Linked DNA regions of Homo sapiens: region 1 is linked to region 2. A link is a loop called in an ENCODE intact Hi-C map of the cell type or tissue named here. Cell type or tissue: B cell. All regions are shown on one strand. Links, peaks and the distances in the headings refer to the core of each region. The heading gives the core; the rest is flanking DNA. Region 1 has its middle 130 kb from the start of ZNF92. Region 2 overlaps ZNF92 (zinc finger protein 92).

Evidence for each region. Hi-C counts contacts between places; a loop is a spot of excess contacts. Peaks named below come from ENCODE experiments on the same cell type or tissue, not always from the same donor. Only the 100,000 strongest peaks of a DNase experiment are listed, where the experiment ranks them.
Region 1: it touches region 2 in a loop (4-fold over the local background); 3 of 110 quality-filtered maps call a loop at or near these places.

What each region holds. Positions count from the first base shown.
Region 1 is chr7:65,501,863-65,506,278 of GRCh38, reverse strand. It overlaps the pseudogene LOC101929322. Among named protein-coding and RNA genes, the nearest start is that of ZNF92, 130 kb to the right of the region's middle. In B cell, for the core only: a CTCF peak has its summit at 1,686; no DNase peak of the experiment used is centred there.
Region 2 is chr7:65,386,030-65,390,445 of GRCh38, reverse strand. ZNF92 (zinc finger protein 92) reads right to left here. Exons shown (of 4, transcript NM_152626.4): 2 at 2,418-2,544; 3 at 1,545-1,640. Among named protein-coding and RNA genes, the nearest start is that of ZNF92, 14 kb to the right of the region's middle. In B cell, for the core only: no CTCF peak of the experiment used is centred there; a DNase peak (open chromatin) is centred at 2,375; H3K4me3 peaks cover 760 bases; H3K27ac peaks cover 3,426 bases.

The DNA of each region.
Region 1 (4,416 bases), core at 119-4,118, 120 kb before region 2:
TTGTCCAGGGGATCTTTTCTTCCACTGAACGTAGTTGGGGAGACACGGCCTTAAGCCTTGAGCAGAGAAAGAGACAAGAAACTGTTGGCTCACTTACAACCAAGTGTTGTGTTTATGTTTTAGGTTTTTATGAAACTGAGGTGCTGTTTGAGGTTCTAAATCAAACTGGGTGGTTGAAGAGAGGCTGGTATCCCTGTAGACTTAGCCAGCCATGAGAGGTTGCCTTTTGTTGAAGGACGTGTTTTACAAAGGGAAATAGGGTGTCTCTTGGGCATCACATTAGCACTTAAATACATGTATCACTGAAATGAAATGAAATGATGAAATGATGAAATGATGAAATGAAATGGTCAAATGAAGAAACGAAATGATGAAATGATGAAATGAAATGATGAAATGAAATGATGAGATGAAATGATGAAATGATGAAATGAAATGATCAAATGAAGAAACGTAATGATGAAATGATGAAATGAAGAAATGAAGAAATGAAATGATGAAATGATGAAATGATGAGATGAAATGAAATAATGAAATGATGAAATGAAATTGAATGATGAAATGAAATAATGAAATGATGAAACAAAATGGTGAAATGAAATGAGGAAATGAAATGAAATGATGAAATGAACTGATGAAGTGAAATAATGAAATGATGAAAAGATGAAATGATGAAATGAAATGCTATGAAATGATGAAGTGAAACAATGAAATGATGAAATGAGAAGATGAAATGAAATGATATGAAATGATGAGATGAAATGTAATGAAGTTATGAAGTGAAATGATGAAATGATGAAATAATGAAATGAAATGACGAAATGATGAATTGATGACATGAAATGAAATGCAATGACGAGATTAAAAGGTGAAATGAAACGAAATGATTAAATGAAATGAGATGAAAAGATGAAATGATGAGATGAAATGAAATCATGAGATGAAATGATGAAATGAAATGATAAGATGAAATGAGAAATTGAATGATGAAATGATGAAATGGTGAAATGAAATGAAGTGAAATGAAATGATGAAATGATGAAATGAAGAAATGATATGAAATGATGAAATGAAGTGAAATAATGAAATGATGAAATAAGGAAATGAAATGAATTGACAAAATGAAATGATGAAATGAATGACAAAATGAAAAGATGAAATGAAATGAAATAATGAAATGAGATGAAAAGATGCTATGAATTGATGAGATGAAATGAAATCATGAGATGAAATGATGAGATGAAATCATGAGATGATGAGACGAAGTGAAATGATGAAATGATGAGATGAAATGATGAAATGAAATAATGAAAGGATGAAATGATGAGATGAAATGATGAAATGATGAAATGGAATGAAATGAAATGAAATGGTGAAATGAAATGAGGAAATGAAATGAAGAAATGAAATGATGAAGTGAAATGATGAAATGAAATGATGAAAAGATCAAATGATGAAATGAAGAAATGATATGAAATGATGAAATGAAGTGAAATGATTAATGAAATAATGAAATGAAATGAATTGATGAAATGAAATGAGATGAAAGATGAAATGATGAAATGAGATGAAAAGATGAAATGAGATGAAATGAAATGATGAGATGAAATGAAATCATGAAATTATGAAATGATGAGATGAAGTGAAATGAGGAAATGCAATGATGAGATGAAATGATGAAATGAAATAATGAAAGGATGAAATGAGATTAAATGATGAAAGGATGAAATGAAATGAAATGAGGAAATGAAATGATAAGTCAAATGATGAAATGATGAAATGGAAAGATGATGAAATGATATGAAATGAAATGATGAAATGATATTAAATGATGAAATGAAATGATGAAATGAAGTCAAATGATGAAATGATGAAGTGAAATGAAATGAATTGATGAAATAAAATAATGAAATGAGATGAAATGATGAAATGATGAAATGGAATGATGAAATGAAATGGTGAAATGAAATGAGGAAATGAAATGAAATGAAATGATGAAGTGAAATGATGAAATGATGAAATGAAAAGATCAAATGATGAAATGATATGAAATGATGAAGTGAAATGATTAATGAAATGATGAAATGATGAATTGATGAAATGAAATGATGAGATGAAATGATGAAATGAGATGAAATGATGAGATGAAATGAAATCATGATATGAAATTATGAAATCAGATGAAGTGAAATGATGAAATGAAATGCAATGATGAGATGAAATGATGAAATAATGAAAGGATGGAATGATGAGATGAAATGATGAAAGGATGAAATGAAATGATGAAATGAGGAAATGAAATGAAATGATAAGTCAAATGATGAAATGATGAAATGATAAGTCAAATGATGAAATGATGAAATGGAAAGATGAAATGATGAAATGATATGAAATGAAATGACATGATAAAATGATATTAAATGATGAAATGATGAAATGAAGTCATGATGAAATGATGAAATAAATGAAATGAATTGATGAAATAAATGAATTGAGATAAAAAGATGCAATGATGAAATGAAATGAGATGAAAATATGAAATAAAATGATGAGATGAAATGATGAGATGAAATCATGAGATGAAATGAAATGATGAGATGAAGTGAAATGATGAAATGTTGAGATGAAATGATGAAATGATGAAAGGAAATGAAAGAATGAGATGAAATGATAAGATGGAATGATGAAATGATGCAATGAAATGATGAAAGGAGGAAATGAAATGAAATGATGAAATGAGGAAGTGAAATGATGAAATGAAATGATGAAATAGATGAACCAAAATACTTATTCATTTTTTTCTTGGCATCCTTCTAAGAGTATTTTAGTGAGGTTAATTTCTAAAACTAAATTGCTATTCAATGGCTATACAGTTGGCCTTTGCACCACAGGGGTTTGAACTGTGCAGGTCCACTTAGCAAAACCAACAATTCTACATCCTTCTCCACACCCTGCCCATGAAAAGGATGAGGATGAAGATCTGTTTGATCATGTACTTCCATTTAATAACTAGTAAATATATTTTCCTTATGATTTTCTTTTTCTTTTCTCTGGCATGTTAAGAATACAGTATATAAGAAATATAACATGTTAAATATGTGTTAATTGACTGCTTGTGTTACTTGTAAGGCTTAGAGTAGGCTATTAGTAAAGTTTTGGGGGAGTCAAAGTTATAGTGGGTTTTCTACTGTGCAGGGGGGCCAGCACCCCAACCTCCGTGTTGCTTAAGGGTCAACTGTACATGTTATTTCCTTTCCTGTAAGAGAAAAATGATGAGAAGGTCTTTTCTCCAATAAGTGTATTCAAAATATAGCAGACTTGAAATGTGTTGGCGCCACCATTTTGCGTCTCACTTTGAAAACTTATTATTAAAAATCGTACTAAAGCCTTACTTTTCCAACCTTAGAAAAAATGTTACAAAGGAGTGAAACCATGCTAGTTTGCCCCGAAATTTGAAATTATCTTGTAAAAATATATTTTTACATTAATTGCTTCCAAAATAGAGATCAGTTGCATACAAATGGCAGGTCACCCTAATCCACCCTATGACTGCACTTAGATTCATGAGGAATTGTGCCATCTAGAAAGGGCAGAGAAGAGGAGCCACATGCTTTGATTCTGTTGTCACTGTGTACTTACTGCTAGGAAGAGGGCATGTTTGTGTATTTTTATGCTAATTATTATCCAAGTAGTTAATGATTTAGGCTTTCAGAGCCATATAAAGATTTTTTCCTTTCAGATATAAACTATCTTGCATTGTTCTTCTGATCATATGAGGGATAAATTTGCCTAAATATTCTTCAGACCATAATGTTATGTCCATATAAATGCCAGTAGCAAGAGTAGAATCAACCACAGCTGCCTTTGTAATTATTAAAAGCATGTGTGCCCATAAGTAATTGGCATTTTATATAATCAAGAATCTTTGATATAATAATCTCTCAACTATTTGAAATGGCTCACTTATATTAATTTTTTATGCAAATACATATATATAATATTGTATATGAAACAATTTTGGACTGTAGAACAGCTTCTTAGAATCTTGACTTAAATGTCCACAGTAATATTTGACTGAAAAAAATTTAGCACACTGTCACTATGATGAAAAAATTACTATAAAATTATTTTAAAAATTTTTCCACCCTAACATTTAGAACATTCTCACATTTGTGGTTAAAACCTATTGTGATTGTTCCTAGAATTTAGATAAAAAATGTTCCAGAAAGTTTGAAGAGAAGCACTTCAGTCAATTTGTATTTGTTCAAGCATGAAGAAATGGCATTTCATTGACATTTTAAAAACTATTCAGATTTGAATTCAAGTGTTTCAAAGATATCTTATTTTTAAATACCAAAATAGGAATAGAATATGAAGGGCTGGTTATGAGTAATATGATACACTTTTATGAGAGGA
Region 2 (4,416 bases), core at 175-4,174:
GGAACCCAACAAAAGATCTTTACCTTCTAAAACCAGTTTATAAAAACCTGAAGAGCTGTTTGCTCCTTCAAATTTACAGACACCAATGCAAAACTATATTGTGCCAATGTCAATGCTTCCATTTTAACATAGCACTGGAATTATGTGGCAAAAGAATTTAAAAAATTTAAAAAGCCATTGACATTGAAGACAGATAGGTAAAAAGTTGCTGTTTGTAGATCACATAATCTTATATAGAGAAAATCATAAACATTTAAACATGTCTAAACTAATAATAAATCAGCACAATATGAAATTAACATACAAGTTATGGTTCCATACACTTAAAATAAGCTACATGATATAAAAGAGGAAAAAAACAATCTTATTTGTAATACCATTAAAATAATACATTTCTCCATCCTGGCTAACATGGTGAAACCCCATCTCTACTAAAAATACAAAAAATTAGCCAGGGATGGTGGTTCGCACCTGTAGTCCCAGCTACTTGGCAGGCTGAGGCAGGAGAATGGTGTGAACTCGGGAGGCGGAGCTTGCAGTGAGCCGAGATTGCACCACTGATCTCCAGCCTGGGCAGCAGAGTAAGACTCCGTCTCAGAAAAATAATAGTAATATTAATAATAAATTTCTGGGCTAGGCACAGTAGCTCACACCTGTAATCCCAGCACTTTGGGAGGCCGAGGCGGGCGGATCACAAGGTCAAGAGATCAAGACCATCCTGGCCAACGTGGAGAAACCCCATCTCTACTAAAAATACAAAAATTAGCTGGACGTGGTGGTGCATGCCTATAGTCCCAGCTACTCGGGAGGCTGAGGCAGGAGAATTGCTCGAACCCAGGAGGCAGAGGTTGCTGTGAGCCAAGCTCGCGCCACTGCACTCCAGCCTGGCGACAGAGCGAGACTCTGTCTCAAAAAAACAAAAAGAAAAGTAGTTTAACAGAGTTTCTCAAAATTATGCAGCTATTTGTGTGTCCTCAAAAGCAATGGAAAAGTAGTCAGATTGTGCAGTCTCTTCCTCCCATGAAAAGGACTTTGGCTCTCACTGTAAACTTGAAGAAGATCACCTTAGAAAATTTAAAAGCATTAGACAGAAGATGCCCCTATGTGAGAGCAAAATAAAAGTTTCAGGCTTCCCAGAAACTATTTTTTTTGGAAACAGCTTCCCAAATTACATTTTAAAGACTGAGGCCAGGCGCAGTGGCTCACGCCTGTAATCCCAGCACTTTTGGAAGGCTGAGGCGGGCGGATCACCTGAAGTCGAGAGTTCGAGACTAGCCTGACCAACATGGAGACACCCCGTCTCTACTAAAAATACAAAATTAGCCAGGCATGGTGGTGGGTGCCTGTAATCCCAGCTACTCGGGAGGCTGAAGCAGGAGAATCGCTTGAACCTGGGAGGCAGAGGTTGCAGTAAGCCAAGATCACACCCTTGCACTCCAGCCTGGACAACAAGGTCAAAACTCCGACTAAGAAAAAATGACTGGCCTTCTCCTTGACTTTTGGACCTCTCATTTGTGTTGTCTGTTGTATTAACTGTCACCTACCTGGGGTTTTGTCTACCATCTCATGTCTCTTCAGATTCCAGGGCTCTTTTCCTTGCTCCAGCCAGGTGATCAGGTCTGGCTTAGAGACAGCAATACCTGTTTTATTAAAAATAAATAACATAAATCTTGCTCATATTCTCCAATTACCAACATAGTAATATGCTCAGTAAAGAGGATGCAATAGATTAATCTAGTAAATTAATCCCCAAATACTAATTTATGACAAATATCTAAATATTTTAAATTTGTAGATTTTTTTTTTTAAAGACAGAGCCTCACTCTGTCACCCAGGCTGGAGTGCAATGGCACGATCTCAGCTCACTGCAATCTCTGCCTCCCGGGTTCAAGCGATTCTCCTGCCTCAGCCTCCTGAGTAGTTGGATTACAGGCGCCCACCAACACGCCTGGCTAATTTTTTTATTTTTAGTAGAGACAGGGTTTCACCATGTTGGCCAGGCTGCTCTCGAACTCCTGACCTCAGGTAATCCACCCACCTCAGCCTCCCAAAGTGCTGGGATTACAGGCATGAGCCACCACGCCCAGCCTACATTTGTAGATCTTTAATTTTATTTAATACTGCCCAGTACTACTAAATGAAAAATTGGTGGTAGCAACAATATTTTATGCCAATAAATTTCTGGAATTACCACTAATTTAGAGTGAAGGATATAGATCAGCTCAGGAATGTGGAGAGTTCAGGTCAAAATGAAACATCTTGAAGAAGTTCTTTTCTATACTGACAAATCTCTGTTTTCTTGAAAACTGGGATCTGAAACTCATTTATGCAAAGCATAAATTACCAAAAAACATTTTACAAAGAGGAGAAATGAAACTTTTAGAGCATTGTGTATTGTGTATTGAAGTTATCCTCACCAAGGAAGACCAGGTTTCTGTAGTTCTCTAACATCACATCTCTATATAAATTCCGCTGCGCAGTGTCCAGGCATTGCCATTCCTCTAGAGAGAATTCTATTTTCACATCCCTAAATGTCAGTGGTCCCTGAAAAACACACACACACACACAAACACACATATGTTTACTAAGTGGCCATGGGCAGAATTTTTTATTTGACTTAAGGTGAAATGAAAGAGTAAAGAGAACAAGTTCTGACTTACAGGAGTGACTGAAATGATCCAATAAAATAATTTTCAATACAGAAATATTTTCTAATGTATTCTCTAACTCTGAGAAAAGAGAATGACATAAGATCCATAACACCAGTGTATACATGATACTTTTCTGGATGATAAAGTATAAAATTAAGGGCATGAACACAAACGTACATTTCTGAGTGTATATGTTTCAGATGGAAAAGACATGGAGTTAGAAGTGACCTCTCAAATTTTAATGTGTATGATAAACTGAAGATCTTGTTATGCATATATTTTTTCAGAACATCTGGAATAAAGTCTGAGTTTCTTAATTTCTAAGAAGATCACCAATAATGCCAATGATTTTTGCCCAAGAAGATTATTTTGTCAAGCATCCAGTAAGGGGGAGGAGTGTGGGTTTTCCCAGTTTTTCTGACCCATAAACAAAGACGAGAGCCTTCATTTTCCAAAGACAGATATATGCAAAGAAAACCTAATAAAGAAGGGCAGCTGCCAGATTAACTGTAATGGTTTATGCACATCAGCTGCATAAAGATACTTAATAACTGGCTGGGCCCAGTGGCTTATACCTATAATCCCAGCAGTTTGGGAGGCTGCGGTGGGCGGATCACCTGAGGTCAGGAGTTCAGAGACCAGCCTGGCTAACATGGTGAAACCCCATTTCTACTAAAAATACAAAAAATTAGCCGGGCATGGTGGCGCGTGCCTGTAATCCCAGCTACTCAGGAGGCTGAGGCAGGAGAATTGCTTGAACCCAGGAGGCGGAGGTTGCAGTGAGCCGAGATTGCGCCATTGCACTCTAGCCTGGGGAACGAGAGTGAAACTCCGTCTCAAAAAAAAAAAAAAAAAGAAGAAAGAAAACAGATACTTAATAATCGAGAGAAAAATTACTAACTCTATAGTGAAAAAATCTGTCAGAGAGCTCTTTAACCAAGTGAATCATTAATATCAACTGAACTAGGACAAATTTTTATAATGTGCTGATGAACAGAAGGACACAGCATCACTGCTGGGATATTACTTCCCCAAAAAGTAAATTATAGCCTGAATTTAACCATAAAGAAACATCCATTTTATGCAAAGTTTGAGATACAGATATCTCCCATGTTCTGCAATTTTTAATAGTAATTTTAAATAGTCTTTCTTTAGCACCCTAGACAACATATATCTCCTAATAATTTTCTTCAGAACTTTCTGGGTAGTAAATGCCATCCTGTTTCAAAAAGCATTTTCTTAATCCTGTTCTGCATAGAGCTAATGGAGAAGACAGATGAAACCTCAATATTACATGTTCTCCTTGACTAAGGACCCCAGCTTTTCCCCAATAGGAATCTTGAGTATATTCATCCTCCCATATTCAATAGTCACAAAGGGAACATTTTTAAGATCATAAATTCATGGTGAGAATTCTACATGGCATATAAGAAGCCATGATGTAGAGAAGGCTCCAGTATATAGGAAGAAATATTTGCCTGGGTGCGGTGGCTCATGCCTGTAATCCCAGCACTTTTGGGAGGCCAAGACAGGCAGATCACAAGGTCAGGAGTTCGAGACCAGCCTGGTCAACACGGTGAAACCCCGTCTCTACCAAAAATACAAAAATTAGCCGGGCATGGTGGCACGCGCCTGTAATCCCAGCTAGTTAGGAGGCTGAGGCAGGAGAATTGCTTGAACCCGGGAGGCAGAGGTTGCAGTGAGCCAAGATCATGCCGCTGCACTCCAGCCTGGGTGACAGAGTGAGATTCCTTCTCAAAAATAA